2 separate regions of the Mus musculus genome follow, and region 2 is linked to region 1. The links are chromatin loops, found by intact Hi-C in ENCODE. Cell type or tissue: left cerebral cortex. All regions are shown on one strand. Each heading gives the region's core, and the rest is flanking DNA. Links, peaks and the distances in the headings are about the cores only. Region 1 overlaps Bmpr1a (bone morphogenetic protein receptor, type 1A). Region 2 overlaps Ldb3 (LIM domain binding 3).

Region 1 (15,752 bases), core at 6,325-11,324:
TGTGTTTATCTGAGTCAGAGACACATTGATGGTTCTTCTCCACTAGCCTAGAATCTGAACCCGAGTGGACCTAGAACCCATCAGAAGGCATCCTTATCTTCTTGGTGTTCATGTGAACCCATCTCACTTTCTCCTTATGGCTTGATGACTCATGTTCATTTAATGGAGCTTGCTAGCAGGAAACTCTCTAAAATATTAGAACATTTCTATAGAAGTAGCATAGAATTAACACTTGACGTGTTTTTAAATTTTCTCTTATTGTCTCATTTTTTGGTTGATAGTAGTTCTTTTATGAAACTCAAGCACAGTGACCCTTACAAATTAAGCCCCAGAGAGCATGGCCTGGTTTTTGCAAGCTCAGTAGTTCCCTGGCAGGTAGTTGGATTATGTGTACTATGTTGGGATAGTTGCTTCTAATTATCTGTCTGAAACTCTCCCAAGACTTGTTGCTTCCTTATGAAATCTTGATTGCCCTAGTTGCTGCTCATCCTGTATACAGGCTCCTCCCTTAGGCATGTGACTCACTGTTTGAAAGCTGGGACTGTACAGTCATTAAGTACTTGCCCCTCATTACATAGAGATGAGAATTTAAATGTAGGCTTCCTATCTAACACTTTGTTCCCCAAGTGTTTACCCCTGTTGACAGTAGCAGGCACTCCTCTACCTCACCTTCTGAAGAAGTCTCTGCACTGGTTTGTCCCCCTTGTCAGAAGGGATTAGTTTGCATATTCCTATTCCTGTATAAGGGATGGATTTTATAAGGGTCAGTTAGCAGAAAATAGCTTTATTTTCTACAGTATTTTTATGTTTACGGGGGGTTGAGACGGGGTTTCTCTGTGTAGCTTTGACTGTCCTGGAAAACTTGTCTGTAGACCAGGCTGGCCTTGAACATAGAAATCTGCCTGCCTCTACCTTATTTTTTTTTTTTTTTTAGATTTATTTATTATTATATGTAAGTACACTGTAGCTGTCATCAGACACACCAGTAGAGGGCGTCAGATGTCATTATGGATGGTTGTGAGCCACCATGTGGTTGCTAGGATTTGGACTCAGGACCTTTGGAAAAGCAGTCAGTGCTCTTAACCGCTGAGCCATCTCTCCAGCCCCCTGCCTCTACCTTCTTAGTGCTGGGACTAAAGGCATGTTCCACCACCACCCATCTTTAAAAATATTAGTTGTACTTCATTAGAAAATAAGTCTATTATGAGGAGGAAGTTTGAATTCTTCTGTTCTCTGAATAGGACATTTAGAAATAATTGCATTTGGCTTGGTGGCACACAGCTGTAATCCTGGCATTTTAGAGTATGATGCCAGGGGATAAGTTTATCCTGGGCAACTTCACTTAAAAGTTCAGGTTCAAAGTGAGGTCCTGTTTGAAAAGAAACCCAAAGGAGAGAACAGAGGGAGGGTGGGTTTTAATGCGTTGGTATAGTTACATCTTATCCCTCAATATCAAGTAAAATCTTTGTATGTTAAGTGTAAAATAAACAAACTGACCCCCCTCTCTGATGCCCTTGCCTCATGACTGCTTATTACACATAGTTGTGTGATCCCCCCCCCCCGAAAGTGAATAGAACACTTCATTCCAGATAGGGAACATGCCACAAATGAAAGAAAGAGTGCCACCCAAGTGTAGTTTGGTGAACCAGTGAGCCTATTGGGGTTACTCAGGAACATGGCCAAGACTTAACAGAAGAGCTGCATCACTGCAGTTCTCTGCCAGCACTTTCTTACTGCTTATTATGGAACTCTTGGCGAGGAGCTCCGTAAGTCTTGTGTTTTGTAAGCTTCCTAAGTCTTATGAATTTCCCTTCTCTCTGCAGGATCAATATTCTAATTAGGAAAACACAGCAATACAACAGAAGCATAGGCATAATCTTTAATATTTTAAGAGCAATTTAAATTTTCATTCAATTTATAAGGAATATTTTGGGGTACGCTCTACTCTTCCAGATGACCCTGGTTTGATTCCCAAGACCCACATAACTATTCATAACCATCCATAACTACACATGCACTCTTGGGGCTTTAGAACGCATTCCTGGTGACCTCATTTTATTGTAGCAGAACTCTTTTGGTATTTTCAGCATTGGTATTTTTCATAAATTTAATTACAAGTTTCTTTATGATTAGGATTGTCCAGCAGTGGATGTTGCACTTAGTAGTCTAGAATTACTTTCTAGTGATTTTTTTTTTTTGATAGTAGAAATTTTACTGTCTTGTAAAGCTCTATTCATAGAATCTTGTTTGATGGTGCTTTTACATCTTAGCTAATAATAAATATCATTGATAATTTCTTAAAGTCTTTACAGAAAAAAGGATAGTATGTATTTCTCTACTGATTCTGTTTAATTGGAAAGGAAAGATGATTATCAAGTATGTTAACTTACATAGAAAACTTAGGGTTTTAGGGTAAATTGAAGCGGAGAGGTGGTTTTGTGGGACTGGCTTTGCTGCAAGCTTTCCCTAGTGCAGCTGGCATTCATCAGGAGTAGGGAGAGGAGGGGCGAGAGCAGAAGGGCAAGGAGCTATCCTTAGCGAAGACAGAAGACTCAAAGTTGGCACAGGAGTTGCTGCAGGTTTCTTTAGTTTTGTGCTACAAGGGCTCCTTATTCCACTAGAAAGCAGAAGCCATTGTGGCACTGAAGTTCCCTTGAATGTTTTCTTTGTAATTAAAAAAAAAAAAAGCTGGGTGTAGTGCACACCTTTAATACCAGCATTTATGAGGCAGGAGCAAGTGGAACTTGGTGTGTAAGAGGCCATCCTGGTCTACATAGTAAGAGGCCATCCTGGTCTACATAGTAAGAGGCCATCCTGGTCTACATAGTAAGAGGCCATCCTGGTCTACATAGTAAGTTCCAGAGCAGCTGGAGCTGCATAGGAAGACCCTGTCTCAGAAAATACATCTTTAGATGTCTGTGTGAAGGTAAGGCATTTGTGTGCAGTGCCCATGGAGGATGGAAGAGAGTGTGGGTTCCCCTGGACCTGGAATTAGAGATGGTTGTGAGCTCCCTGAGGTGGATGTTGGGATCCAAACTCTGGTCTTCTGGGAAAGTAGTGAGCATTCTTAACTGCAGAACCATGCCTCTAATTTCCCAGAGAAGACTCCTGAGGACCCTTGCTGCAACATCACTGCTTCAGAGTCTCGCTTTACAATAGAGGTGAGGGATTGAATTTATCTTCAAATGCAGCATGGGCCTAGTGGGTGTCTAGAGCAAGGCAGCAGGGTATAGGGGTTTATGAATGGAAAATGACTAAGAAGAAACTACAGGTTAAACAGGTATTTTGCTAAATCTACATAACAGGATTTTTGCTGAAGTCAGGCCAGAGTCAGGGTGATAAAGCATCACTTGAAAGAATAGAGAGGAGAGAGGGACTTGATCAGATATGAGGTAATGGAAGGTCCTGCAAAGTTGGCTTAATTTAAGACTGGATTTTATGTGAAGGCAAACAGGTCTGCATGAAAGAAAATTTAGAGAAATTTGATCAAGCAGAGAACCTTTGTCAATGTTTAGGATTACATGTGGTGGGTTGGGTGTTTCAGGAAGCCTTGGATGGGAGACAGGCTCTTCCTATGTAGTCTAGACTGATGTGACACATCATCCTCTTACAAGCTTTCTGATTACTAGAAATATAGGAATGTCCCGTGATGGCCTGATTGACGTGTCGGTTTAGTTTTAAAAGAAATCGCTAGGCAGGAGAGACAGCTGGGGGTGGGGTTGAGGAATATTTAAGAGCACTTGTTGCTCTTGCCGAGGACCAAAGTTCAAGTCCCAGGAGTACCCACATGGCAGCTCACCACTGTCTATAACTCCAGTTCTAAGAACTCCAACACTCTCTCCTAGCCTTTATGTATATCAGGCACGTACATGGTGCACACATGCAAACAAAACATTCATATGCGTAAAATAAATTAAAATGAAAAAAAAGCCAAGCTCTTGTCCAAAATGGGGGGTGCTATTTTGCATGTTCATCAACTATATTTGAGAAAATCCATTTTTTTCACATTTTGCCAGTACTTAGCCACTGGTTGAATTTATCTGTCCTTACAGGTGTGTAGTAATATCTCTATATTAATTTGTATTTCTTAGTAACTAGTAGTCTTTTATTTATTTATTTGCCATTCATATGACCTCTTGGTAAGAATTTTGTCGGGGGACTTTTGGGATAGCATTGGAAATGTAATTGAGGAAAATACATAATTAAAAAAAAAAGAATTTTGTCACTTACAAAAACTATTTTCTTACTGGATTTTTTTCTTTCCACTGTTGAATTTGGTTTGTTTTTCCAGTGCTGGATATTGAACCTAGAGCCATGTTGGTTCTACAAGCACCCTACCACTGAACTGCACTCCCCCCAACCCCCGTTGTTGAGCTTTGATGCAACTTCATATATTCTTGATGAGTCTTTTTTACTTCTGTACTTTGTAAATATATTCTCCAAGTTTGTATCTTGCTCTTTTCCCTTCTTAAAAAGATCTCTTGTAAAGTAGGTGTTTTAAATCTTAAGTTATCAATGTAGTTTAACCACCACTAGTGCCTGGTGTGTTTATAGTAGTAATAAAAGTATTTGCTGGGGCTGGTGAGATGGCTCAGTGGTTAAGAGCACCAACTGCTCTTCCAGAGGTCCTGAGTTCAATTCCCAGCAACCACATGGTGGCCTGCAACCATCTGTAATGGGTATCTGATGCCATATTCTCCTGTGTCTGAAGACAGTGACAGTGTACCCACATATATGAAATAAATATGGCTGGAGTGAGCAGGGCCAGAGTCGGGGGAAGAGTGTTTGCTAATCATGTGCCAGGTCCTGGATTCAATTCCCAGTACCACAAAAATAAACCAATGGAAATCCATTACCCCTACAGAAACCACCAAGAATAAACACCAGTATGCATAGTACAATTGTTATTGACCCTAAGTGTCTAAATGTTACTAGTAATTCTTGTATTAAGGTTTGTTTTATACAGTACAGCATAAATCCATCTAAGCAGAAACTTAAAATTACTTTAAAAACTTAAAATTTAAGTTTCTCTATTTTAACATGCTTGAAAATTTTAGCCCAACATCTTTGGTAAAAAAAAAAAAAAAATTACATTTATTTGGTGTTTGTCTTGTTGTTGTTACATTTCAGTTCATTTTTGTATGTTTTTGTTGTGTGCATGGGCATGTGCCATGGTACAAGTGTGGAGGTCAGAGGGAAACTTGCAGGAGTCAGTTGTCTCTGATATGTGGGTCCTGGGATTGAACTCAGGTTTCTAGGCTTGGCAAGCAAGTAGCTGTGCTTGCTGAGCCATCTTACCAATCCCAGTGTTTGATTTTTTTTTTAATAAGATCCCTTGTTGAACACAAGGTTGAACTTGAACACGTGAACATTCATAAGTGAGGAAGGATGTGTGGACAGAGGGGTATATTGTGGGACACACTACAGCTTCCAGGAGATGTTTTCTATGTTTTGTTTGTGTGGTTTTTTGGGGGAAGGGTTTGTAAGGGTGGATATGAGGGAATGGAGAGATGCATGATGGGAAACTCTTAAGTCAATAAAAAGCTATTTAAAAAAACGAAAAGAAAAAAAAGCCAAAAACTTGTGAACACATATTTACAGTGCTAACAGTGACCTAGTAAGTTAAGTGATTTGGACCATTTTGCTTATGTAAATCCTGTATCTATGCTTGCATTTATAGAGGTCCTTCTTCTGCATTTTTTGGATTTCTAGTATGTAAAAAATGATCTGTAGACCTGTACTGTGAAGCAAATCTTTTTATTTCATTTTTTTTTTTTGTTTAACTTTTGAGGTACAGAAAGATTTTCTCAGTAGGCTGTAAGATTAGGTTTGTTTGTGATTTGTTTGTTAAGATTTATTTTAGTGAGTGTTTTGCTTGTATGTATGACTGTGCATCACATGAATTCTTGGTGCCTGAGGTCAGAAGGAGAGGTCAGATCCCCTGAGCAGGAGTTACAGATGGTAGTGGACCACCATGTGGGTGCTGGGAACTGAACCCAGGTTCTGGAAGAGAAGTTAGTGCTCTTACCTGTGAGCCATCTCTACAGCCTCCAAGATTAACTTTTAAATTTTTGTTTCTGAAATTATTTTCCTGTTATTCACCTATGAGAGCATAACAGGAGACTAAATAATTTGGATTTTGAATTATGGTATATTTGGATATTGGGGCTGGATAATGTGTTTCTTCTCTTTTAAAAAATTAATTTTAAATTTAGCCTAAAACTCAAATCTTTCTTTGCTGTGAAAAAAAATGTTATAATAATTAGTGTTGTAATAAGCAATGGTTTGCATGTTATTCATCATTTGATCCATTGCAATTATCTGGTAAAGTGTTTAAATAAAGGTACATCAATGGCCTATTTTTACTTTTATGTAAGTTAATGTAACACAGTGATTATCTCACTTCTGTTTGGAGTGGACTCAAGTCCCTCCAACCCCCTAAATGATTTTAGAGTAAACTTTGTGCCATTTCTCTAGTATCATATGTGTGTGTGTGTGTGTGTGTGTGTGTGTGTGTGTGTGTGTGTATGTGTGTTGTTTATTTATTTAATCAACTTAGGGGAAATTTTTCTAAGATATAAAGATTTTGGATTAAAAAAATAAAAACACCAGTCCTTCAAATCTATTTTCCCTTCCTTCATTTCTTAGTGACATTCTAAGAGTAGGTTTGAAAACTGCTGGGGCCTGGTTATATTGTGGATAATGATAGCATTGAGAGGAACCAAGAAGGCTCCTAAGTGCAGACAGTGTTACTAATAGCTGTCAGGGTCTGCTCATTTCTTGGACAATGAAAGATTTCTCTGTGGCAGCCCATCTGCTGAGTGGACTCTTTAAAGACGGTTGCTGTCTTCTATGTTGGACTGGTCTTGAGTTGCCCCAGGTGATGTGAATTTAGTTACTATTGCCAAGACTGTCAGACCTCAGCATACTGTCATTGAATGGTCTGAAGACAAAAGGATTGACCTTGTGATAGGATATAGTTATATTCATATTGCTTTTGAAAATTTCTTTCTGTATGAAACATAGTATTTTTCCTCTTTGAAGTTTTAATTAAAAAAAGTCAATGAAATTGTTTTAAATTTTTACGCTAGGCAGGAGGAGGATGATGAGCTCCTGGAGTCCATAGTGTAAGTGAGCATGTATATTTTTAAATAAATTAAAAATTGTTATTGTTTGCCATCTTGCATTTTTGTAAATGTCCCTTGAAGCAGTAGGGTCTTTAAGGACAGTGTTAGTGTGTATGGACCCCCTCCATATTAAACAAATAAAAATTTTTAGGCAGTCTACAAGAAAGGGAAAAGTGAGATTGCAAGAAAATTGTTTCATGTTCTTTTAGTTGATTTGTTTTAAATTGGTATTGTTCATTAAAACCTAAGTTTAACATAAACATTTGTACCTAATTGCCTCGAAGATTGCACTGTGTCATTTCCCTAAGTACTGTATCTTCTTTTGGCCAGTAATTGTTCATTGACTTTACTTTGAAAATAAATAATTTTACCTATGAAAAATTTTTAGTGCTCTTTTACACATTTTATTCTGACATTAAAAGCTTTTTCTTAAATAAGTCTTTTTTTTTTTAAAGCAGATTTATGAAAATATGCATCGCTTTGATACTGTCTTGGAATTCATGAGATGGAAGCATAGGTCAAAGCTGTTCGGAGAAATTGGAACTACAGTTTTATCTAGCCACATCTCTGAGGTAAGGAAAAGATTAAAGAAAATGAAGTTGTCATGTCCGCTCTCGACCAACAAGAATGACACGACCACCAGTTCTTCTAACAGCAGTTTATTCAGCAAGCTTCAGTCTTCATCTCTCTCACTTCATCTTTTTCTCCCCCGAACCCCGGGCCTCTCACTCTTAAATACTCTCAGCCCCCATCCACTCACGGCAGGCCATGTCACCTCACCAGGCACGCAGCTTCAGCCAATCAGGGCGGCAGGGGCATGTCTTCACCAAATATGGACTTGTTTACACCGCCAGCATCATGGTGCACCTGCGCAGCTCTCACGATGGTCGTGGCTTATTTTCAGGTGTATGAGGAAGTCAGGTGCAAGTCTTGAGACTTAGCTGCAGTCCCGGTGCCATCTTGGGGCTGCTGCCACACCCGCTCCTCACATGAAGTCATAAAAAATGCTTTCTTTATCACTGAAGGCAGACTGTGTGTACTTGTGTATTTTGTGCACTGTGTGTATTGTGTGTACTGCTTCCACAAAATCTTCACTTGTGGTCCTTTAGTGTCCTTGTAACACCAGAGCTTTGTGTTAACTATTCAGCTTCTCGAATCACCTTCCTTACAAATTAATAATTTTAATATATTTTCGTGTTACAAATAGGTGGTAGCCTATTAAGAACTGCCTTGAGATCCAGTTTTGTCTGTGTTAGTCAGCTTCCCTTAGTGTCATGAGACATCTGTGGTAATTAACTTATAAAGAGGAAAGATTTATTTTGGCTTAGAGTTCTGAGTGGCCTTGTTGCTTTGGACCTCTAGCAATGCAGCACATCATGGCAGGAGTCCGAGGCACAGCAGATCACTAACCTCCCAAGCACCCAGTTCCAGAGGAAGGCTGGCTCCATTGTCCTTTGCAGAAGCATACCCTCACTGACCTGATGGCTTCCTACAAGACTGCACTGTCTCACAGTTGTGCTACCCTGCAACCCAGGCCTTACTCCTGTACCGGCAGGGGATATTCAGCTAAACCACAGTAGTTAACAGTGTTTTGATAGTCTTCAGTGACATATTCTTTAGTGATAACTTTGTCCTTCATTTGGATGACTTGTGCACTACCTTATAGTTGTAACTGTTAATAAGGTAATTTCTAATCTAGGTGATTCAGAAACTATTTCTTTCATTTTAAAGGGATTACACAAGAGACACAAAACTGTAAGCAACATACGTGAAAGTCTTTCACGACCAACTCCATTGTTCTTCTCCCTAAGTTCCCTTTCACCTGTCTAGTGTCCCGTCTTTTGTAGTCAATTTATTGGTCTGTTTATGTATCTTGAGTTAATTTTAATATCTACCTGTATGTGTTCCTACAGAAGATAGAACATGGTGTTGGATTCCCTGGAAATGGAATTACAAGTGATTGTGAGCCACCTAGTGAGTGTATTGGGAACTGAACTCAGGTCCTCTGGAAGAATAGCAAGCTTGCTATTCTCTCATAACCACTGAGCCATCCCTTCAGTCTGACTTCTTGATTTTCAAATTTATTCTTATAAAAGTATGCATAATGAGAATACCTACTTACAAAGCATGAGGATAAAGTGAAGGATGTAGAAAAATTCTTTTATTAAACTGATTTATTTATTTGTATGGGACTGATACCTGCCATGGTACATATGTGGTCAGAGGATATCTTGTACCAGGCAGTTTTCTCCCTCCACCATGTTTGTTCTAGGGATTGTACTCAGGTTATCAGGCTTGACAGCAAGTGCCTTTATCTACCAAGCAATATCACTGACCCAGGAGAGCTTCCTTTAGTGGGGGCTTTCCTATGGTACTAGGAGCAGTGCTAGGCATTGAATCCAGGCCTTTGTGCCTGCTAAGCAATTACCGTATCACTGAGCTACATTCCCAGCAGTTGGAACTCTTAAATGTTGACACTAATGTTGATTTTATTATTATTGAATATTACTAATTACAATTACTGCTAGGACTTCGTTTTTTTATTTTTATTTTTTAGATTAGAGTAGACTTTATTAAGGGCATGGGGAGGGAAGTTAGGAGGGTAGTAGAGGCAGAGAAATGCGGAGAGAGAGGGAGAGTAGAGGAGTAGAGGCTGGCTGTGAGTTTGGAGAGATGGGGGAAAGGAATGGGGAATGGGCGAGGGGACAGAGCAGGAACAAGAAGGGAAGAGCAAGAGAAGAACGAGAGGACTCTTCATTCTTAATATTATTTACTCGTGACATTATTTTTACATGGTACAACTTTGTGTGTGTATGTGTATGTTTCATGTCTTTTCAAAGTACTCCTTTGCTTTTATAGATGAATGCCATTTTTCTGATTATATATTTAATAAATTTTAATATGCTGACTTCCTTTGATAACCATTCTTGTTTTCTCATATTTTCATGTATATGTGCATATGTCTGTGTGTGTGTGTGTATACTTTTAACATCTTTAACATCTTTGTTAGTCATTCATTGCTTTGCCCATGTGTCTCACAAAAAGGGAGGAGGGGTTTATTTATAGTCATGGTGTCAGAGATTTCAGTTCATAGTCCTTGGCTATGATGAGGCAACACATGATGGTGTGGGAGTGTGTGGTGGAAGAGATTCTTTTGATGGATAGGAACAGAGAATGAAGAAGGGTCTGAGGCCTAAGTATGACCTTCACTCCACCTTTACACCTAGAACCTCCTCCCATAGTACAGCCCAGGTATGCTTGGATAGACCAGCTTGTGGTGAACACCTCATATTCAAACTATAACTTCTATCATCCCTAGGATCTTGAAATAAGTATACATATTTGTTCATTCATTTAGCCTGTTTAGAGCTTCTTATTTGTGGGCAGTTTTGTTTTGTTTTTGACAGGCTCTCGACTATGATGCCCTGGCTAGCCTGTTACTTGCAGTGACCTCTGTGTCCTGAGTATGTGCCACCAACACCTGGCTTTTTATTTGTTCTTAAAAGCTTACAGTTGAGTAGAGCAGTACACATTTGTGATCCCAGCAATTGGGAGGTAGGGAGGAGGTTCAAAAGTTAAGGCCAGCCTCAACTGTAGCCAATTTAAGGTGAACCTAGATTATATAAGACCCTCATTATTATTTTTTAAGGCTTCATCTGTCCATGGCTCTTGATGAATTTCCCGTCTCTAGCATCAGCTTCTCTAGTTGCACATCTAGAGGTTGCTAACTGTGTCCTCTCAGCATAGTAGTTCCCTCCATTCTTTGTTTCCATCTTCTGTCAGCCTGCTCAGTCTGTTTTTTAATGTGTTACAGTAACACTTCAGATTCTCTCCTTCACCCTCCCCCTTTATCTTCACAGTATTTCAGTAATGATCTTTGTAAGCCATGGCAAACTCGTTTGCTTAAAAGCTTGGAGTGATTTCTTACTGTCTGTTGAGTAAATATCAGGCTTCTTTAGCATGTGAGAAACTTTATGCATTAATTCCTACCTATTCTTATTCTTACCCCCTTGTATGTAAGAAAATCATAATTGCTACTATGGTGGTTTGTAGTTTGATGGTCTTACCCTGTTATGCTTTTGTTTCTGATTCATAGCTTGCAATTCTGTTTATTCTGTCTTTTTATTCAAGCATTATATCATTCCATTATCTGTCATCAGTGTTTTAAAGACATCTCATACTAGCTCCTAGATTTCATTTTACTTCATGTTTTGGGCTTTGAAGTCCAGCTCCTGTGCTTTGTTGTTAAACATTAGAATTTTGATGATCTACTAGCATTTTCTCTACCTTGTATCCACTTTTACACCTACTTGTCAATGTTGCCATTAAATCAAACAGTAATAGTAGCCGTATTTTTTATTTGCTACTATCCACAGTTTTGTAGCCATATATTCTTGGTGGATTTCTTTTTGAACAGCTTATGGACATTATCATGAAAGTTATTTTGAAGCCAGGTGTCCTGGCACACTTTAATCCCAGCACTCTAGAGGCAGAGGTAGGCAGATATCTGTGATTTCAAGGCCAGTCTGATCTGTATAGTGAGATCCAGGCCAATGAGGGCAATAGTGAGACTGTCTCACAGCTATCACAAGAAAGAGAGGGAAGAAGACATAGGACGTGGTCTTCAGTAGGTCTGTGGCACAGTATGAGAGGCTGCATTTCTGAGATGGTCGCACTAGCTTTGACTAGCAAGGTGGCTAATACAAAGTTTACTTATACCCATTGTAGCCTTCCTAACCTTTAATTAATTTAGATCACAACTTTCCTTTTGAAGGCTGTGGTTTTTAAAATATGTACCCATGTAGTGACAATTTTGAGTTTTGGTTTCTTTGAAAAACACATAAATATGGGAAATGTGGTTTCCTTTTAACCCCAGGTGTGGGGTACATGGCTGCTTCAGATTGTCCACAGCAGCTGACTATGATTTGCCTTGTGCTCTAACAGGGATGTGATTTTTTTTTTTCCCAGCTGCAGATAGTTTCTGTGATTATGTGACATTTGGAATTTTGGGGACTTTTCAGAGGGTATATAATCAATCACAAAGATGTGAAGAGAAAGACCACTGACCCAAGTCACCATTACCAAATTAATTAAAACAAGCTTTTTAATTCATGTACGTGGATGGGCTGCTTCCCCCTAAGGTGAGATTCAAAAGGCTAACATTGGATATGAAAACAAGGATTTTAGAAGTAGGGGGCTTTCAAATAGGGGGTTTGGTGGGCAAAATAGGCCAACTTACAGGAGCAGAACATAAGTGTACCAAGTTAGTCATAAAGACCTCCAGCAACAAAGGCGTAGATTGCAAGTGGTTGGAACAAGGTAGTCTTAATAACTGGTAGTCATAGCAGCCTTTTGAAACAAAGTTAGAGTTGCAAGATGGTTATAAACAAGTTTTGAAACAAAAACATGGTTGCCATTTTCTGGAACAGATAGTATAGAATCATTTGTAATCAAAGTTACAGGTAGGGTATAGCCCAATCCTTGAGTAAAAGAAGTTTGTACCAAAGGAGTGGTGTGTGTGTGTTTGTGTTTGTATGTGTGTGTGCATTTTCATAGCTATTGAACTATGTCATTTAGCTTTGTATAAGTCTGTGGCATGGTTAAAAACTAGGCCCATTATTTGCTGTGAACAGTAATTGTTAGTTAGAGGATGTTATATTTACAGGCAGAAGGTTCACTATGAATTTGAAACTAGCCTGGCCTTCTTAAGTGAGTTCTAAGTCAGCTTGGACTACAGAGTAGTATCATATCTTATAATAAAACCAAGAGGATGGAATATCAAAGTATGCCAAGTGCTAAAGAAAAAAGCCTGGCTGGGGATAACAGGAAAGCTTTCAAGTAGCAGTGCCATTACAGTTTGAATAGGATAGGGTAGGATCACTGAGTAAGACAAGTGTTTTGTTGTTGTTGTTTTGTTTTTCAATTAGCTCAGGGACCAAGTAGCAATACATCTTTTCTTATATCCTGGGGAAAGGATGCAGGTGGCAGTCCTATACATGTGCCAGGCTTAGAGCAAAGGCTTTTGTGTCTTGTTTAAGGAAGAGCCGTGGGTAGTGCAGCTGGAGTAGAAGAGGAACTGGAGACTGGTGGACATCTCTAGACTTAAGCTTTTACTCTGGGAGAACCAGGCTATCACTGGAGGTCTTTAAACAGAGGTGTGGTTTACCCCAACATAATTAGGATTGCTCTGCCTGTGTGGTGAATATGTGGTGTATAAAAGTATTTGTAGACCATTTATAAGACTGTTCCAATCATCCAAGTAAAGGTTGCTAGTGTCTTAAATTAGAGAACAATGGAATTAGTGCGAAGTGTGTAGGCTCAGGATACAAACTGAAGGTAGAAACAATTGATTTGATGGCAGGAGAATGAGGGGATGTCTTTGGGTTTCTATTGCTGTGAAGAGACACCGTGACCACAGCAACTCTTACAAAAGAAAACACTTAATTGGGGCTAGCAAGACTGGGTTTTTCTCTATGTAGCCCTGGCTGTCCTGGAACTTACTCTGTAGACCAGGCTGGCCTCAAGCTCACTGAGATATGTGTGCCTCAGCCTCCACCTCCTGAGAGCTGGGATCAAAGGTGTACGTAATTACTGCCCAGGCTGACCTGGAACTCATGATGCTCTTGCCTCTGCCTCATTCAGCAAATCTTACTGTCATATGCCACCACAACGGGCAGTTTACTGCCTCCTCACCAAAAAGTTCTAAGTAATTGAGGCTTCAAACAAGATTGCTTGCACAGTCAGTATTTCTGAGGATCTGGTTTGTCTTCTGGTCTTATCTCAGAGTAGCTGCCAGCAGCTTCAGAGACTGTTAGCTCCTGTTCATATTCAAACTGAAGGATTTTCTTTTCCTTAGATGCTAAACCAGGTTTGTGTTGTTACAGATACACTCACAGCTCTTGAAGCAAAATATTTTCTCCAGATTTGGATGAGATCGGCTTTTTACTGTTAGAAAAATAATCATGACTAGAATAACCCTGACCAACGCTGCTGCAGTTGTACATGTGCACATTGGGGTTAGGGCTGCTGGGAAAGAAGTTAAAATTCGGGAAGGAAAATGGATGAGTTGCTTGTTAAAGGAAAAGACGATATTCTTATGCTAATCCAGGCTCTGGATAAGGAGCAGAGCTGCCATGCAAACAATGGCTGTGGAGCCAGAAAGTCTGCAGCCAGAATAGTATTTCTCAGAAAGCTTGTCAGGCCGGGCGCCTGGAGCTGCTTAGGGGGGCTTTCCTTGGAAGGGGGGCTTTCTTTGCCGATTTATGGAACTTGCAGCTGGCCAGCTTGCTGGAAATTCCCACACCTTTCTAGTATTAAGTAAAAATGAAGGGTATGGGGGAAGCTTGACAGGAAAAGGAAAGAATGACTGCAGACTTGTTTTTTCAGCTGACTTCAGACTTTCCCTATTTCGTTAAGGGTTTTCTTTTCTATTTGTTCTTTAGTTATGATTGAACTGTTAGTTCAACCTTCTTGTTTGTGAACTTTTATATTTTTTTAATTTAAGATATTCTTGGGGTTGGAGAGTTGTCTCCACAGTTAGGAGTACATACTACTCTTTCAGAGGACTTAGGTTCAGTTTCTAGCACCTATATAGTCTACTCCCAGGGCACCAGACACACAGGCATGCATCCAGACAGACAGTCATGTATATGAGTAAATCTTTCTTTAGTGGGTGGTGGTGGTGGCACACACCTTTATCCCAGCTCTTGGGAGGAAGAGGCAAGCAGATCTCAGTGAATTTGAGGACAGTGTGGTCTACAGAGTGAGTTCCATGACTACCAGGGCTATACATAAAAACCCTGTCTTGAAAACAAATAAACAAATAAAAATAAATAAAAAGTAATAGATAAATCTTTCTTTTAAAAATACTTTATATATTCTTGTAATTTCATGTTATTTTCTTGAAGAAACTGTATCAGTATGGGTATATGCAATTGTTAGTTACCAATTTGATAGCTTTTAAATTCCTGCATCATTTTACTGTTTTGATTAAGTGGTGTTTTAAATATCTGCCTGCGTGCATGCATGTGTCTGCCACTGATTCCTCTGTCACTTTTTTTTTTTTTTTTTTTGAGATCTGATCGATCTAGTTAGGGTATCCATCATGTCCTCACAAGACTCCTGTCTCTACCTCCCCAGCCTGGGTTTTTGTTTTGTTTTGTTTTGTTTTGTTTTTAATTTTTTATTAGGTATTTTCCTCATTTACATTTCCAATGCTATCCCAAAAGTCCCCCATACTCACCCCCCCCCAGCCCCCCTTTTTGGCCCTGGCATTCCCCTGTACTGAAGCATATAAAGTTTGCATGACCAATGGGCCTCTCTTTCCACTGATGGCCGACTAGGCCATCTTCTGATACATATGCAGCTAGAGACTCGAGCTCCAGGGTACTGGTGAGTTCATATTGTTGTTCCACCTATAGGGCTGCAGATCCCTTTAGCTCCTTGGGTACTTTCTCTAGCTCCTCCATTGGGGGCCCTGTGATCCATCCAATAGCTGACTGTGAGCATCCACTTCTGTGTTTGCTAGGCCCCCGGCATAGTCTCACAAGAGACAGCTATATCTGGGTCCTTTCGATAAAATCTTGCTAGTGTATGCAATGGTGTCAGCGTTTGGAAGCTGATTAT
Region 2 (15,752 bases), core at 3,907-8,906, 90 kb before region 1:
TGTGCCCTACACACACACACACACCTGGATCCTATTGTTTGCCAGACTGTCCTTTCCACCCACCCCTGCCCACCCCTCACCAGACCTGGGGCCCATGTGACCTGTTGTCTTTTTGATCCCCCACCTCATCAGCACCCCTATTGAGCATGCTCCAGTGTGCACCAGCCAGGCCACTTCCCCGCTGCTGCCTGCTTCTGCCCAGTCGCCCGCTGCTGCCTCTCCCATTGCGGCCTCGCCAACCCTGGCCACAGCTGCTGCCACCCATGCTGCTGCCGCCTCTGCTGCAGGCCCTGCCGCAAGTCCCGTGGAGAATCCGAGGTAACTGGCCCACAGATGCCAGACCTAACCGTGGGGAAAGGAGACAAGAAAGGAGCCACCCTGAGTCGATTGGTGGACAGCTGGATCCGGGCAGTTAGGTCTTTAATGGGTTCAAAGGAAACCAACCGGGACTGGTGCTGCTTTCTACAGAGTGTGAAGGGGAAGCTGGGATCTATTGTATGGGATGCACGAGCCATGATTAGTGAGAGGGTTTTGTTGTTGTTTTGCCCCACACCCCCGAGAAACATCTCTAGTGATAGATAAAAATCACACACACACACACACACACACACACACACACACACACGCATATTCGCATGAACAGTAATGCACCACACACACACCCATCACAAAGGAATCCTGCGCATAGTCTTTGTTCTTAGAACTCAGATAAGAAACTTGAGAGTTATTGTCCATGCCTGGAGGAAATCAAGGAAGACTCTCTGGAGGTGGGACCACTGAGCCTACACACACACACACACACACACACACACACACACACACACCCCAGGGTTTCTTTGTGTAGCTCTGGCTGTCCTGGAACTTTTTTGTAGAACAGGCTGTCCTCAAACTCACAGAGGTCTGCCCACCTCTGCCTCCTGAGTGCTGGAACTAAAGGTGTGCACCACCACTACCCAGCCCTTTCTTCTCTTGATGTGGAAGCATTCTAACTTCAGAGGTCCCTCGTGTAGTGGAATTGAACTCTCTTCTCAGTTGAGAGCTTTCCCATTTGAAATGTTGAGAAAGTGCCTTCACCTCTGAATCTCCTTATCCTTGTCAGTTTAAGGTGTCTAGAGAAGCACGTGTAGACTGAGGTCACTCTTGAAAAGAGTTGTACATGAAACACCTAGTGCACACAAAACAGTTAAAATAAGTACTCCGAATCCCTGTGTCTCAGCCTGCCTTCCTGGGTACCCACCAAAAGAGAGGCCAAAGGGATGGGGCATGCAGGGAGGAGGAGGAAGAAGAGGAGGAGGAAGAAGTGAGGGAGGGGGAGGAGGAAGAGGCAGCGTAGCTAGATGAGTCATTCCAGAGTGGCCAGCAGTGTTGGCCCTGTTGCCTCTCCAGGCTTCCAGGAACTGTCTAGTTGCTGTTTCCAGCCAGGACCCAGATTCCACAGCCTCCAGGGAAAACATGCCTCTTTGGGTCAGGGTGCATAGAGTCAGGGTGCAGCTTCCCAGCATCCCACGTGGTGCCAAGCCCAGCCTTGCTGCAGCTCAACTCAATCATTGGAGGGTGAGCTTGGTCCCGGTTTCTAGAATGGTCCTGTCCCATTTTCCTAGGACAGGATTAAGAAAATGGCCTCTCCTCTGCCTCTGTCAGACTCTCTTCTCATTAGAGCCTTGCTTCCTTCCTAGAGCAGGAACTTTGGTGAAAGTGAAAAATGTGGAGAAGGGGGAAGCCTTCCGATTTACACAGGGAAAGAGAAGTGTCGGGGCTGAAGCCTGTGAGCGGTCCAGCCCCGACCCTGCCTCTCACTGAAGGGCAAACTCCAGCTCTGAGCTCCAGGCTTCGGTGTCCAGGCCTGCACACTCACTGCTGAAGAGGACACTGGGCTTACAGTAGAAGGGGCCAGAGGTGCACTCTGAGCACAGATACCTCCCTTCCTCACACATGGCCTGGAAAGGGGTTGAAGTTCCTTGGATGTCCACCTCGGCCCGTCACTAGTTATCTTCAGCTCTGCTTCCTTTTCCCCATGCCAATCCAGGATGCTGGCAATGTAGCTCCCAGTGGTGGGAGAGTCTGGCCCTGACCACTGACCCCTAGCCTTATCCAGCTGCGGTAGAAGCTAAGCACCCTTCGCACACCGTGTTTTCCTTCCTGTCTACCTGTGTGCTTACTCCTCTGGCCTTAACACAGGGATCTAGCCACAGAGGACAGGAAGCCCTCACTATAAATGTGGTGTGAAGGGAAGGGAAGGATGCACAGGCTTGGCTGGGACAGCATCCAGTCTCCCCTGGATCCACTCAGGCTACTAGTGATAGGTTATCATCCCACGGCCATCCCTTCTAGGGACCCAGACAAGAAGGCAATCCTTCCTCCTTCATTCCTACCTGGGTCCAGTGGGCCCATGGGGAAGAGGTAGGGGAAAAATAACAAAACAAAACAAAACAAAACAAAACAAACAAAGCCCACAATGCCAAAGGCTGAGGGCATATTTCCAGGGGTTCATTTCTCCAACACCCCACCAATGACCCATTTGCTGGGGATGGTCAAGGGTCCCCTTTAGAATATACGATATGTAGCAGGAGCAAGGCATTAGTTAGTCTGAAATGGAGAGAAAGGCTGAATAAGCAAGCACGGTTGAGAAACACTGCATCAGGCAAGAAGAAAGCAGCTACTGGGCTCTGGAAGCTCCTGGAGCCTTCTGCTCCCCCAAGAGAGAGGCCAAGCCTGCCATTTCTCCAGGGCAAAGAACTGGGACAGTTTTGTCCCCCTCTTTCTTTGCTACCATTGTCCCTGAGCCACATGTGGGAAGCGGCTGCTTTGCTCTAGGGTCTTGACAGCTAAGCCACTAGGAGGAAGCAACAGGAACCAAGTATAGTGGGTTTGCTGGGAGCTGCCGGGACCTCCAGGCCTCTTCCCATGGACATCATCGGAACATTTAAAAATTTTTTTTTCTCAGAAAACATGAGATTAATTGGTTCCTCCAGCAGCAACATAAAGGAATAAGGAGAGCAGGTAGCCAGAGGGATCCGAAAAAGGGAAGTAGCTGTGACCATCTCTAGCTCCCTCTGCCTCGATCCACAGTCCTACTGCTACATTCTGTCTGTGGATGAAGGGCTCTCCATGTGTTCTTTTGTCTGGCTAGTATCTGCCCTCTTTCTTTCCCAAGGTAGCAGCACTAGCCACAGGGAGTAGCTTCCTCCCCTATTTGGCTTCTTTCTAGACTCTGGAAGTGACCCAATGGGTGTTTCTGTCATAGTCCTGCCTAGAGATCAGACAGCGAACCTGGAATGACTTTAGATACCAGAGCCCAATGGACTGTTCTTGTTGTAACTCTTCTGCCTTGGTTCCAGGCCACAGGCCTCTGCTTACAGTCCTGCAGCCGCCGCTTCTCCAGCACCCTCTGCCCATACCAGCTACAGCGAGGGTCCAGCTGCCCCTGCACCCAAGCCTCGGGTCGTAACCACTGCCAGCATCCGGCCTTCTGTCTACCAGCCAGGTGAGAGCTGGGGGCGGGGGGCTGAGGGCTCAAAGGGTTATCTGCTTCAGACCAAGCCTCCAGAGTGAAGGGGGCCTATCCTTCCCTCTCCTGGTTGTAGGGCAGAATCCGACTGAGCCTTGGAGCCTGTATTTGACCTGGGATGACACGTGGGTTGTACCAGGCAGGGATGGAACTACTTAGCTCTTAGGAAACAGATAGTCCTAGCTGGACGTTTCCAGACCGAGTTGAGAGAAAAGACGATGGGGGTTGCGGGGACAGAAAGAGTAAAAAGCTGTTTCTCTAAGAATCTGGGATGGCCTCAAACTAGAGGACAAGAAACTATAACAACAAAAAAAAATGCCCCAGGCTTTAGGCCAGCTTACTGTGTCACTTTGTCCTTTTGGGAAAGCTGCTCAACCAGTCTAGTATATGGCCTGCTCAGGTGACAGGGGATAACTGGGGCGCATGGACACACATAGCAGTAGAGTGGACCCAAGGCAGAGCTCACTGGTTGTGGTTGTGTCTCTATGGCCCCTGCCCCATCGGTGCTGAGTTTCATCCTGGGATGGGAGGTAGCTTTTTGTTTCCTAAGTTTCTAGGCAAGGTTGGATTTCTTCCTCAGAGCCCAAGGTAGTTCTTGGGCTTCCTGCCAGCCATTGTGCCAAGAATCTCAGGGCTCTCTAGCAGGTCTTTTCCCAGTTAGAGGAAGGTCCTATGTACTACGGCTATGCCCATAGGAAGGCCCTTGACAGCCAAGCCCCGAGTCTACTCACAGTCTTTCTTCCTGTTGCGTTCTGACCCTGAACTTTAGGAGGGCAGGGCTGTGGCAGACTTTCTCCTTTGTATGTGCCTGACTTGAACTTGCCATGAGGATACATTCAACCAATAAAGAAATGGGATAGATAGATGGAGGTGTTAACCTGGTGGTAGAGTGTATGCCTAGTATGGGTGAGGCCTCTGGGCTCAATCCCTAGCATCACACACACACACACACACACACACACCCGAGGCAGGAGGGTAATCATAGAGTAACAGGAAGAGGTCATGAGCTTACACTCTATACTCCGGCAGCTGTGCACACACAGGGAGTGAGCCTTAAGTATTCCTTTAATTATCCCTTGATAGCCATTCCATAGGTTGATAAAATAGGATTTTAGGTATGTATATACTTTCCAAGTAAACATTATACTTCTGGGGCTGGAGAGATGGCTCAGTGGGTAAGAGCACTGACTGCTCTTCCAGAGGTCCTTAGTTCAATTGCCAGTAACCACATGGTGGCTCACAACCATCTGTAATGGGATCTGATGCCCTCTTCTGGTGTGTCTGAGGACAGCAACAGTGTATTCATATGCATAAAATAAATAAATCTTTAAAAAAATACACGTCCAGCATGCATATATATGTATATATATATATATATATATATATATATATATTCATCTTGAATTTATAAAAAGCAATGATGATTTTTCATTTACTATTACAATACAAATGTTTTTCTTCACTCAAAACTACTATGGACTATATGGTCTCTCTATATAGTTTGTTTTGCTTTTGAGATGAGATCTCTATGTGGTCCTGACTGTCCGGGAACGCCATATGTAGATCAGGCTCTGTCTCCCCAATGCTGGGATTAAAGGCATGTGCCACTATGCTCTGCTTTACACATAAAATCTTAATAGACTTTGTGTGTGTGTGTTTGTTGGCAGGGTAGCTCAGGTAGACCAGGCTGATTGTTGATCCTCCTTCCTGGACCTCCCAAGTCCTGGGATTATACGCATGTGCCACCACACCCAGTTTTTAATAGACTTTTTAAAGATCAGTTTTCAGTTCATAGCAAAATCGAATGAAAGGTGTCATTTCCCAAATACCCTATGACCTCACCCCATGAACACACACACACACACACACACTTTTCCAATGCACAAACCATTTGTGGTAAAACGAGGAAGGGAATAAGTTACAGGCCTGCTTAGGGAAAAGAGACGGGTTATTTTAAGGGAGAAGGAAGGGGGCTTGTGTCCTACAAGTGTGAACTGGCCAAGTAGACTTGGGATAAAGAATAACACAAAGTCTAGGCTCCAGAACACATCCTGATAAGGCATTGATGAGACCCAAGGAAGCTTTTCTCTTGAGGCTTTCCTGACTAGAGCGACAGAATCAGTCCCCTGCTTTATGAAGCTCACCGACAACAGAACTGAGTATGGACAGGAAACATTTTAGCATGGGTGGGACACCCAGCCTGCTGTAAGGAATAAGCAAACTACCTCATCTCTCAGACCTGAATTTTCTCATTTGAGTAAGATAGGATTTCTATAACCTCTTGTTATATCTGCAGAGATAAAATAATATCTGTAGTCTGATGCCATCTCTTGCACTTCTGGGCCGAGGAAAGGAAATTCTGAAGTCAGAGCTCCACAGGCTGAGGTGGCATTTTGGAAGGGGAGCGGTACAAATCTCCTACGTAGGAGACAGAATGATCACTCAGTGCGGCCAGGAAACACAGGAAGGCGTTTGCAGAAGCCGGTAGGAGTAGTGTCAGGTGCAGACCTTTCCCAGCAGCACCGCAGGCCCTCCCGGCACCTTTCTTGTCCTGTCCCCGCATGCCCACCAGGGGGCGGCCGGGCCCTCCAGCCGCTTCTCCCGCAGCGGCCTGGGCGGCGGAGACCGGCAGGAGCCAAGGCCTTTCCACGGTTCCCAGACTGTGCAGACGTTAACTCATCCCTGCCTGGAGCAGAGGAGAGGCCTGCCTCCACCCTTCCTTCTCTCCAGGGAGGCTGGGTTGGCAACGGGCTCCGGGGGCGGCTGGTAGGCTGCCAGGCCAGCCGGGGATACGGGCCCGCACCCCGCTCCTCTGCTGGGCTGCGGGGACTTGGGCGCCGCCGAGCACGAGCAGCCCGCTCGCGGCCAGTCCCCGGCCGCAGCTTCCGGGGGGTGGGGGACGGAGGCAGGGCGGGGTTCGAGCCGGCATCTTATCTCTGGCGCCTGGGCTGGGCATCCGTTTCCCCAGAACACCTGGGGCCAGTGGGCGGAGGACACCTTGGTCCCCGGGATGGCCACGTCGGCCTGCGGGCCGGGCGGCGACCCGGGCGCTTGCCGGCGACTTAGCCCGGGCTAAGTGACTCAGATCACCTTGTTGTTTAATTACACAGTCCCGGGGCCGCCAAGTGCGATAGGAGCCCTTTGAACGTGCCAATTAGAGATGAAATATCACCTTCTAATTCGAACCGGCTTAATTCCGTCACGTAGAAATAGCAACAGCCCGGGGCTCGGAGATGGGATATCAGGTTTCTTACGGCATTTGGAGCGTAGAGGGGCGAAGCAGGCAGGAGCTGAGAGGAGAGGGGACCGTGCTCCCCGCATGTCCTCTCCCTTCTCCTTCCCCCTCCCCAGGGATCTGCCCGGGCGAACCGCCCGGAAGAGAAAGTCCTCCTCCTGTTTGTAGCCCCAGCGGGTAGGAGGTAGGAACCTGGTCCAGGATTCCAGCCTTCCTCTCTGGGGCCTTGAGTAGGGGTTTGGAAAACGAAGGCGGTTCAGGAAAGCCTCGGATAGGAGGAAGAGAATGTCTGCCCTACCGAAGGAGCGGTTGGAGAGGGAGGCAAGGTGGGCGAGGGCGGGGTTTACTTGGAAGGAGCATGCTGGAGCCTGGTTCTGCATTCGGAGTGGTTTAGAGGAGCTGATTAGGGTGCGTTTCAGATAGGAAGCTTGCAAGCTGGCTGACCTCGAGTAGCCACTTAAGCTCTCCAGGTTGTCTGTAAAGTTGACTCGCAAGTACTCTGCCTCTTGCTATTACACAAACTCCTGTGCAACACTGTGAAAGCCAGTAGCTCTTGGCAGCCACTGTTGCAAAGAACCATCCGAGAGGCAGACACTTTTAGGAAAAAAAAAAGGCAGGTAAAATTGATTTAAATACATTTTTATTTAGCTCAGCATATGAAAATTTCTGAGTTTTTTGTGTTCTTTATTCAGGGTTTCTCAACTTGCTCTGTAGATCAGGTCTCTAGAGCTGGGATTAAAGGTGTGCACCACTGCACCTGACCTTTTAAAAAATATTTTATTTTATTGTGTGTACATTGGTGTTTTGCCTTTACGTGAGGGCGTCAGATCCCCTGGAATTGGAGTTACAGACAGTTGTAAGCTGCCACGAGGGGGTTGGGAATTGAACCTGGATCCCAGCTTGTGCTCTTAGCCACTGAGCCATCTCTCCAAAGCCATCTTTTCAGCCTCAAATGCGTGTGTGTGTGTGTGTGTGTGTGTGTGTGTGTGTGTGTGTGTGTGTACACTAGAACGCAGGTGCCTACATAGGCCAGAAGAAGGTGTGGAATCCATTGAAGCTTAAGTTTAAGGCAGTTATAAGCCATGAGACATGAGTGTTGGCAATCCAATTCCAGTCTTTTACTAGTACATGCTCTTAACCACTGGGACGTTTTTCCAGACACAGCTCAGTATATTAAAAATGGTTCAGAGCTGGACTCTATTCAGATGCATGCTAGCTATTTCAGAAGCTGAGAAATAAGGTCACTTGAGGCTAGCTGGGTAACACGTAGAGACCCGGCTCAACACACAAACAAGGGGCTGAAGAGGCAGACCCGTGGTTAAGAGCACTAGCTACTCTTCCACAGGACCCACAGCCAACTTACTCCAGTCCCAGAGAATCCAACACGCTTTTGGCTTCCCCTAGGTACTAGGCATGCATGAGGTACACAGACATACATGCAGGCAAACATCTGCACACATTAAATTTAAAAATAAATAAACAGCTTTAACATACAATCAATATAAGATAATTATTACTAAGATACTTTATATTCTTTTATTAAGTCTTCAGATTTTTAAACTGAATAGCACATCTCAATTTAGACTAACTGCCTTTCAGGTGCTTAGTACATAAGGCCATGGCTTGACGATCACACGGCTTTCATTCCTAATTCCTTTTAGAGCTAGGTGTGGAGGCACATGTCTGTAATCCCGCACTCAAGAGGCTGAGATACCAGGATCTCTGAATTGTTGAGGCCAACCTGGAATACAGAGTGAGTTCCAGACTAGCCTGGGCTATATGTCAAAAAACAAACAGCTTGGCTGGGCCTTTGATCTCAGCACTTGAGAGGCAAAGCCAAGCAGAACTCTGGGTTCCAGAATAGCATGATCAACAGAGTGAGTTCCAGGGACAGCCAGAGAAACCCTGTTTCCAAAAAAAAAAAAAAAAAGACCAGCACAGAGGATTGTGGCTTGTAAAACAAGAAGGAAACAAAGGATAGAAGAAATGAAATGAAAAGCAAAGAGAGAAAGACACAGCTTACACAGACTTATACAGAACCCTAAATCTTACAACAGAGGGATGAAGCTGCTTTGAAGTTCTGTGGGATCACCTCTCCCCACTCTCCTCTAACAGTACCCCTAAAGTCACCTTGTCCCTAGCATGTTGGGACTCTCTGGACAGTGGGAAGCCATGTAAGAATGTTGAGGTGGGTGAAAACACCCTGATTTTGTGACTTACAACTTTACAAAATGCTTGTGCTGTGTCCCTCCTAGGGGTTCCCACCACACCCATTGAGGTGGGCAGGATGTCATTCATTCTATCACCAGAAACAGGTTCAATTCCTGGTAATGTGACTTCAGAGAATCACAGCTCCCTGCCCACTGCCATCCAACAGGAAACCTGCTTTAGGGCTTTCCCTGTGACAGAAAGGCCTGGAGATGAACTTGATAGTTCATTCCAACCTGGGAATCCAGATGCACTGTCCTACCGTCCCCCCCCCCCTCTCTCTCTCTCACACACACACACACACACACACACACACACACACACACACACACACACTATATCATGTACTAAATTAAGCACTCACATGTCTTAGTCCTAATAATTTCCTAATTCTTATAATCCCAATACCATTTCTTAGAGGAAGAAACAAGCCCAGAGAGAATTAATTACTCAAGCAAGGATACACAGCTAGGAAGTTGTAGGACTAGAGTGTAAACCCAGAGCTCTTCTGAGAGAGGGATGCTATGAATAGAGCCCAGAGTCTCAAAAATGCTAGGCAAGTACTCCTAACTGCTGAATCCCAAGCCTCAAACTAGGGTTTTTGATGAGTGTGTTTCTTTCCAGAGTGCAGGGTCTCCTCTTAGAGTTACAACAGACTTCTTGATGAGGTTACACACCAGTGGAAATCGGATCTGTGTTCTTTATAGAGGCAGCTCGGAGTCTAGGGAGGGTTAGACTCTCGCTCTGCTGCATCCTCTGAGGACTCCAGCCCTCAAGTGTAAAGGGGGATAATGCAGGGCTGACTCATGACCTGCGGTGTGCCTCACCCGGGCTGTAAGTGGGAGGAAGGATCCAGCTGGAGAATCTGCCATGGGAGTTAGTCTCACTCCCAGGATGGCTCTGGGGCAGGGCTGTGGAAGGCTTTACACCTCTGTACTCTCACCATAGGCAGAGCCCTAGCCATCCTCTAGCAAAGGGTGCCCTGCACTTCCCAGTTCTGAAGTTGCTGTCATTTGGGAATAAGAGGCACAGAGTTAGAACAACCCAGAATGGCCCAGGGCACCAGACAGGAGAAAGAGACCAGACAGGGCCATGGTCTGAGCCCATTTGTGATCTAGAGAGATCTGTTTGAGTACAGTCCGTTCCACTCAGGCCTGGCTTGGATGTGGGCAGGGAGGCTATCATAGTATACTTCCCAGTGAGGAAGATAGTGCTCTTCCCAGAAGAACAGACTGGGAACAGAGATGACACGTCTAGAACCATCTTTGCTACAGGAAGAGAACTGGCTAGATCATATTCTCAGGATACACAGCTAGATCTATTGAGTTGTCTCTATGGTGGAGGGCAGAAATATCCTTGGTTCTGCGAGCCCTGGTAGAGAGTGCTTTGTGTTAGCATCTACAGTGCCCCTTCTGTGTGATGAACTGTTTCTCCACTCTCAGTGAAGGCAAGAAGTGCAGTACACTCTTTTCCCTAATGGTAACCTCTGGGGTGTCATATACACTCTGAGTTTGCACCAAGGTGATGTAGGAGAACAAGAGGATCTGGCAGGGAAGGTCAGAGACCAAATGAGCAGCTAGACCCTGGGCAGCATGGTGCTAGCCCCTCTGCCTAGGCTCACCGAGTGACTAAGATAGATGGGTACCTATCGAATCAAGACCGACAAATCAAGTCAAGCTATTTTTCAAGACAATGGTAGTAGCTGAACTTGAAACATGAACCTGTGCTTTCTGGACATCTGCTCTCTGTTGAAGACATACAGCAAGCACTGATTTTGATGACTGGGCTAGGGGACCATTGAAAGCATCCTGCAGTCCATGCTGAGTTGACCTGTTCTTACCCACTTCCTGTCCCAGACACTCCCTACTCTTGCTCCCCACCTTCTACAGGACCAGGGCAGCCAAGGTCTCACAGAACCCCACCCTAAATAGCTTCACTATTTATAGCTCCATTCCTTTCTGGGGCCTGTGCAAGCTCTCCAGGCCTCTGCTGTCACCCTTGTTTATCTGGGCTTTTGCTGAGAATTGAAATCTGGTTCACCATGAAGTTGAGACAAGTGGGTCTGAAGCTTCGTGAGTGATAGTGCATTTGCTCAGCATACTTGAGTCCCTATGAATAGAGCAGACACGATTCACAACACATGCTCACCCATACACATAAACACCTCTTCTTTAGTAATTGGTGTTATACTGTCTCAATATTATGCTCATCTTGTATAGTTCTCTGGCTGGAGTGAGGGATGAGGGAAAATGAATTTCTAACACATATTCTTTGGGTGTTTTTGGCTTGCAGTGCCTGCATCTTCCTACAGCCCATCTCCAGGAGCCAATTACAGTCCAACTCCCTATACCCCTTCGCCAGCTCCTGCTTATACCCCCTCTCCTGCTCCCACCTATACCCCCTCACCTGCACCTACATACTCCCCTTCCCCTGCACCAGCTTATACCCCCTCACCTGCCCCAAACTATACCCCTACACCATCAGCTGCCTACAGTGGGGGCCCTTCAGAATCTGCCAGCCGTCCACCCTGGGTGACCGATGACAGCTTCTCTCAGAAGTTTGCTCCTGGAAAGAGCACTACCACTGTCAGCAAGCAGACCCTGCCCCGGGGGGCTCCAGCCTACAACCCAACAGGTCCACAAGTGACACCTCTTGCCAGGGGCACCTTCCAGAGAGCTGAGCGCTTCCCAGCTAGCAGCCGGACTCCCCTCTGTGGGCACTGTAACAATGTCATCAGGTACAGGTTTTGGTATATAGGAGGGGTGGCAGATAGGAGGGCAGATATAGGCGAAAGGCCAGCCAGGCAGGACAACCTCAGGTCTCTCTGGCTCGCCTCTGTGAGCTTTAGCTTCCATATCTGTATGACACTCTCATCCCTGGGGACTTGGAAGGATTCCATGAGGTAAGCGGGTAAAGCTCCCAGCTTGGTGCCTGGTGCCAGGAGCTCCCCCTTGGGCTAAGGCTGGGTTCTGGGAATCTTAAGCTGTATTGTCAGTAGGTTTATTGCGCACACTGCAAGCTGGATGACGCGGTGGTTTGCCCCAGCTTTCCCTTAGAGGTTCTTCTGGATCTTTCCACAGACAGTGCCCTGCCTCTTAGGGCTCTGATAGACACTTCACTGAAACTCAAGCAAGTCATTTCACTTAGAAGTCAGGGGTCTCAGACGGTGCTCATTAAATTCAGTATGTCTGCATTTGTGTGTGGTACATGCGTTCATATGGGAAAAACATACTCTTTGAAAACAAGCAGAAGCCAGGTGTGGTGATCCCAGCACTTGGGGGATCAGAAGCAGAGAGATCTCTGTAAGTTCAAAGCTAAGCTCTTCTAAAAGTTTGTTCCAGGCCACCCAGGGCTAGATAGTGAGACCCTGTCTCAAAAACAAAAGCAAAAATGAGCAGAGAAGAACTAGAAAACACAGAGGGAAAATTAGAACATGAAGTTTTCTGATGGTGCCAGTGTTCTGAATCTGAAACTGGACCATGATGTTTGTACCCTGTGTCTACCGCCGCCTGGCCCTATGACCTTGACTGAGTAAGCTCCTCTGCCTTGCTGTGACTTGGTTGCCTTTATTGATTATCAGGTCTCATAGGAGTTCCTCCTTCACGGCATTGTTTCGAGGATTACATATATGGACAAATGTAAAACTCTTCTTGAGAAGTGTTCAGCACGGTGTGGTTTAGCTGAGGTTAGCCCCCATAGCCATTGCTCTCGTGATAAGCTGAACTCCATGACGTGTTTACTGGGTCCTCTGTGGCAGATGTTTGGATTGCTTCCAGGTTCTGTTTGTTGGATGTCTCACTGTGTAGCCCTGGATGGCCTGGAATTTACTATGTAGTAGACTAGGCTAGCCTTGAGCTCTTGAAGATCTGCTTGCCAAGTGCTGGTATACAGCACCAAGCTCCATTTTCCAGTTCTGTTTATGTTAACTGACATGACAATACACATCTTTTGCATGGGGCTTTCTCAGAATTTTATACTATTTCATTAGAACAACCCTCAGAGTGGGTATGTCTAGGTAAACGCATGGACATTGTTGGGGTTCTTAAAATATCTGGTTCTAACTTGGGGGGGTTCATTTTAATGTTGTTTTCTGCCATGCCAGGGGCCCTTTTCTGGTGGCCATGGGCCGCTCTTGGCACCCAGAAGAGTTCAATTGTGCCTACTGCAAGACCTCCCTAGCAGATGTGTGCTTTGTGGAGGAGCAGAACAACGTTTACTGCGAGCGGTGTTACGAGCAGTTCTTTGCCCCGATCTGTGCCAAATGTAACACCAAAATCATGGGGGTAAGTGACCTTTGTCTTTTCTTCAGTGAGACTGACTTCCTCTCTTCCTCTAAGATTTTAGGGTCCTACTAGAAACTCAACAAGTTGCTGATCACAGCAAAAGCAACTCCACAATCCTAGAATCCAATCAGTTTGCAACTAACTACCAAGCCAGGGAACTAATTAACTTGGGCAAGGAATGATATGTGCGTATAACACCAGCTTCAAATGGTGCTGGGACTCTGCACAGTTTGCCTCATAGCCTGCCCTCACGGCTCATCTGCCTGTGGCCCTCCTCTCCCTCCTCTCCCTCCCTGTCTTCCTCAGCACCTGCTCTGTGAGCCCTCCTGCCCTGTACCCTAGGTTACTTGGGCAGCAGCCAGGCCTGGTGCGGAAGCCAAGCCTAGCTCCCTTCCCCCTGGGAAGGTGTCTGTCCTGAACTTGGAATCTTTCCTCCAGGAAGTGATGCACGCTCTGCGACAGACATGGCACACCACCTGCTTTGTCTGTGCAGCCTGCAAGAAGCCCTTTGGGAACAGCCTCTTCCACATGGAGGATGGAGAGCCATACTGTGAGAAAGGTAGGCACATGGGATACAGTACCCATAGGATGTATTGTGACACCAGGCTGGAAGACCCTGTGCCCATGTGCCAGCCGGAGTGACAGGCTGACAGGAAGGCATAGAAAGCTTACTCCTGCCTGCATCCATTCACATCCTACTGTGAAGGGGAAGAGGGTCTCCTGGGTTTTGTTTCATGAGCGGTACTGGGAATCAAACCCAGGGTCTCACACAAGCTCCTGGTTCTCTTTTTTTTTTTTTTTTTTTTTTTTAGATTTATTTATTTATTATATGTAAGTACACTGTAGCTGTCTTCAGACACTCCAGAAGAGGGAATCAGATCTCGTTACGGATGGTTGTGAGCCACCATGTGGTTGCTGGGATTTGAACTCCTGACCTTCGGAAGAGCAGTCGGGTGCTCTTACCCACTGAGCCATCTCACCAGCCCCTGGTTCTCTTTTTAACGGCGGAATCCTGCCATTATTACATTAGCCGAACTCTTTCCCTTTCTCATTTGGTTTCAGCTTTTGGGGGAAAAGAAGTCGGAGTTACAGTGTATTTTGTAGACCAGTCCCTGCCCCATCCCGTGTTTCTAACATTGAGTCACCCGTTGATTCCCAAACTGCTTGAGAAACCTCTCAAGTTATGTTGGCTTGCGTCTACTCGGAAGAGGGCCACCTCTAGCCTTCATCCTAGATTCTATTTCCTGTCCCATCCTGAGTCGGCTTTGTATAGCTGCTGAACTTCTGCAGACTGTAAACACCCGCCTTATAGGGTGGCTGTGGGGATGGGAGCTGCGGGCGGGTGCCCCTTTCGCTCCCGGCCTGTGGAGCTCTCTAGACTCCCTCCCCTCGCAGCCCTCCAAATCTCTCTGCACTTCAGAGTGTAATATGTTATTGTAAAATGTGGGGAGTTGTAAATTCAGGGGACTGGCTGACTGCTAGTCCCAACCTCCTTCCTTCACAGCTGGCTTCTTTCAGGGAGGGTTTTGAGGCAGGGCCCAATAAGGGAACACAGACTTGAAGACCCAGACAGATGAAATCACATGGAAAACAAAGGGACTGATTTACAGACAAAAGTGGAGCAGCGGTGGGCGGAGCAGCGGTGGGCGGAGCAGCGGTGGGCGGAGCAGCGGTGGGCGGAGCAGCGGTGGGCGGAGCTGCGGTGGGCTGAGTGGTGCTTTGAGAACAGAAAGAGAAGCATGGTAGACTTTGAAGTAGGATAGGAAAAAAATCACTCCAGTTCCTCCATGGGAAGAAACAAGCCAAAACCTTTGTTTCCTAACTGAATTTTAAAACAAAGTTCTTTGGCCTTTTACGTGGGTGAACTCATTTTCTGGCTCCAGAGTAAACTGATTTGTTTTCAACAGGAATCACACAGTACCGCAGCCTCCGTTGCTGTAAAGGGGAAATGATAGCACATCTACTCTCCCCCTTTAGGACCAACAGTTAGTGTTATACCATTGATTCTGTACTTGGTTCTGGCCTAGTCAACATGGTTTATACTGTAGTAAAAAGACGTATAACATGAAATTTACCACCTTGCATATTTTAAGTATATAACTTTGAATGTGTAAGTGCAATTATTGGTGTCAGTCTCATATTATAGAATAAATGAGAAAAATGTCACTGTTTTAAAAAATAACATTAGTCTTATCTGTGATATCATTCTGTTTTGTTTTTGTTTTTGTGAGACAAAGTTTTCTTTGCTGTGTCCTTGACTGACCTATGAAACTAGCTCTGTAGACCAGTCTGACTCTGAACTCAGAGATCCCTCCTGCCTTTGCTGTGATTAAAGGCATGTGCCACCACCGCAGGCCTGTGCTATCAGTTTTTAAAGCAGAGCGTCCAGATCACACAAAACCAAGTTTCAAATAGAAAATCAATCAGTTAGCAAGACTTCCAGAAGAAGATCCAAGCCATCTTAAGAACGAGTTTGTAAAAGAACAAGGGAAGGAATTTCTAATTAATACTAGGGCTA

Evidence for each region. Peaks named below come from ENCODE experiments on the same cell type or tissue, not always from the same donor. Only the 100,000 strongest peaks of a DNase experiment are listed, where the experiment ranks them.
Region 2: a loop joins it to region 1, with 8 times the contacts of the local background. A loop is called at or near these places in 19 of 42 quality-filtered maps.

What each region holds. Positions count from the first base shown.
Region 1 is chr14:34,452,446-34,468,197 of GRCm38, reverse strand. It overlaps Bmpr1a (bone morphogenetic protein receptor, type 1A), which reads left to right. Exons shown (of 13, transcript NM_009758.4): 2 at 7,586-7,699. Among named protein-coding and RNA genes, the nearest start is that of Bmpr1a, 42 kb to the left of the region's middle. In left cerebral cortex, for the core only: a CTCF peak has its summit at 9,108; DNase peaks (open chromatin) are centred at 9,108 and 10,217.
Region 2 is chr14:34,539,909-34,555,660 of GRCm38, reverse strand. Ldb3 (LIM domain binding 3) reads left to right here. Exons shown (of 15, transcript NM_001039074.2): 9 at 133-318; 10 at 3,339-3,484; 11 at 11,244-11,688; 12 at 13,054-13,234; 13 at 13,673-13,793. Among named protein-coding and RNA genes, the nearest start is that of 9230112D13Rik, 25 kb to the right of the region's middle. In left cerebral cortex, for the core only: CTCF peaks have their summits at 4,808 (motif pointing left) and 6,075 (motif pointing right); DNase peaks (open chromatin) are centred at 6,144 and 6,959; H3K4me3 peaks cover 1,723 bases; H3K27ac peaks cover 1,642 bases.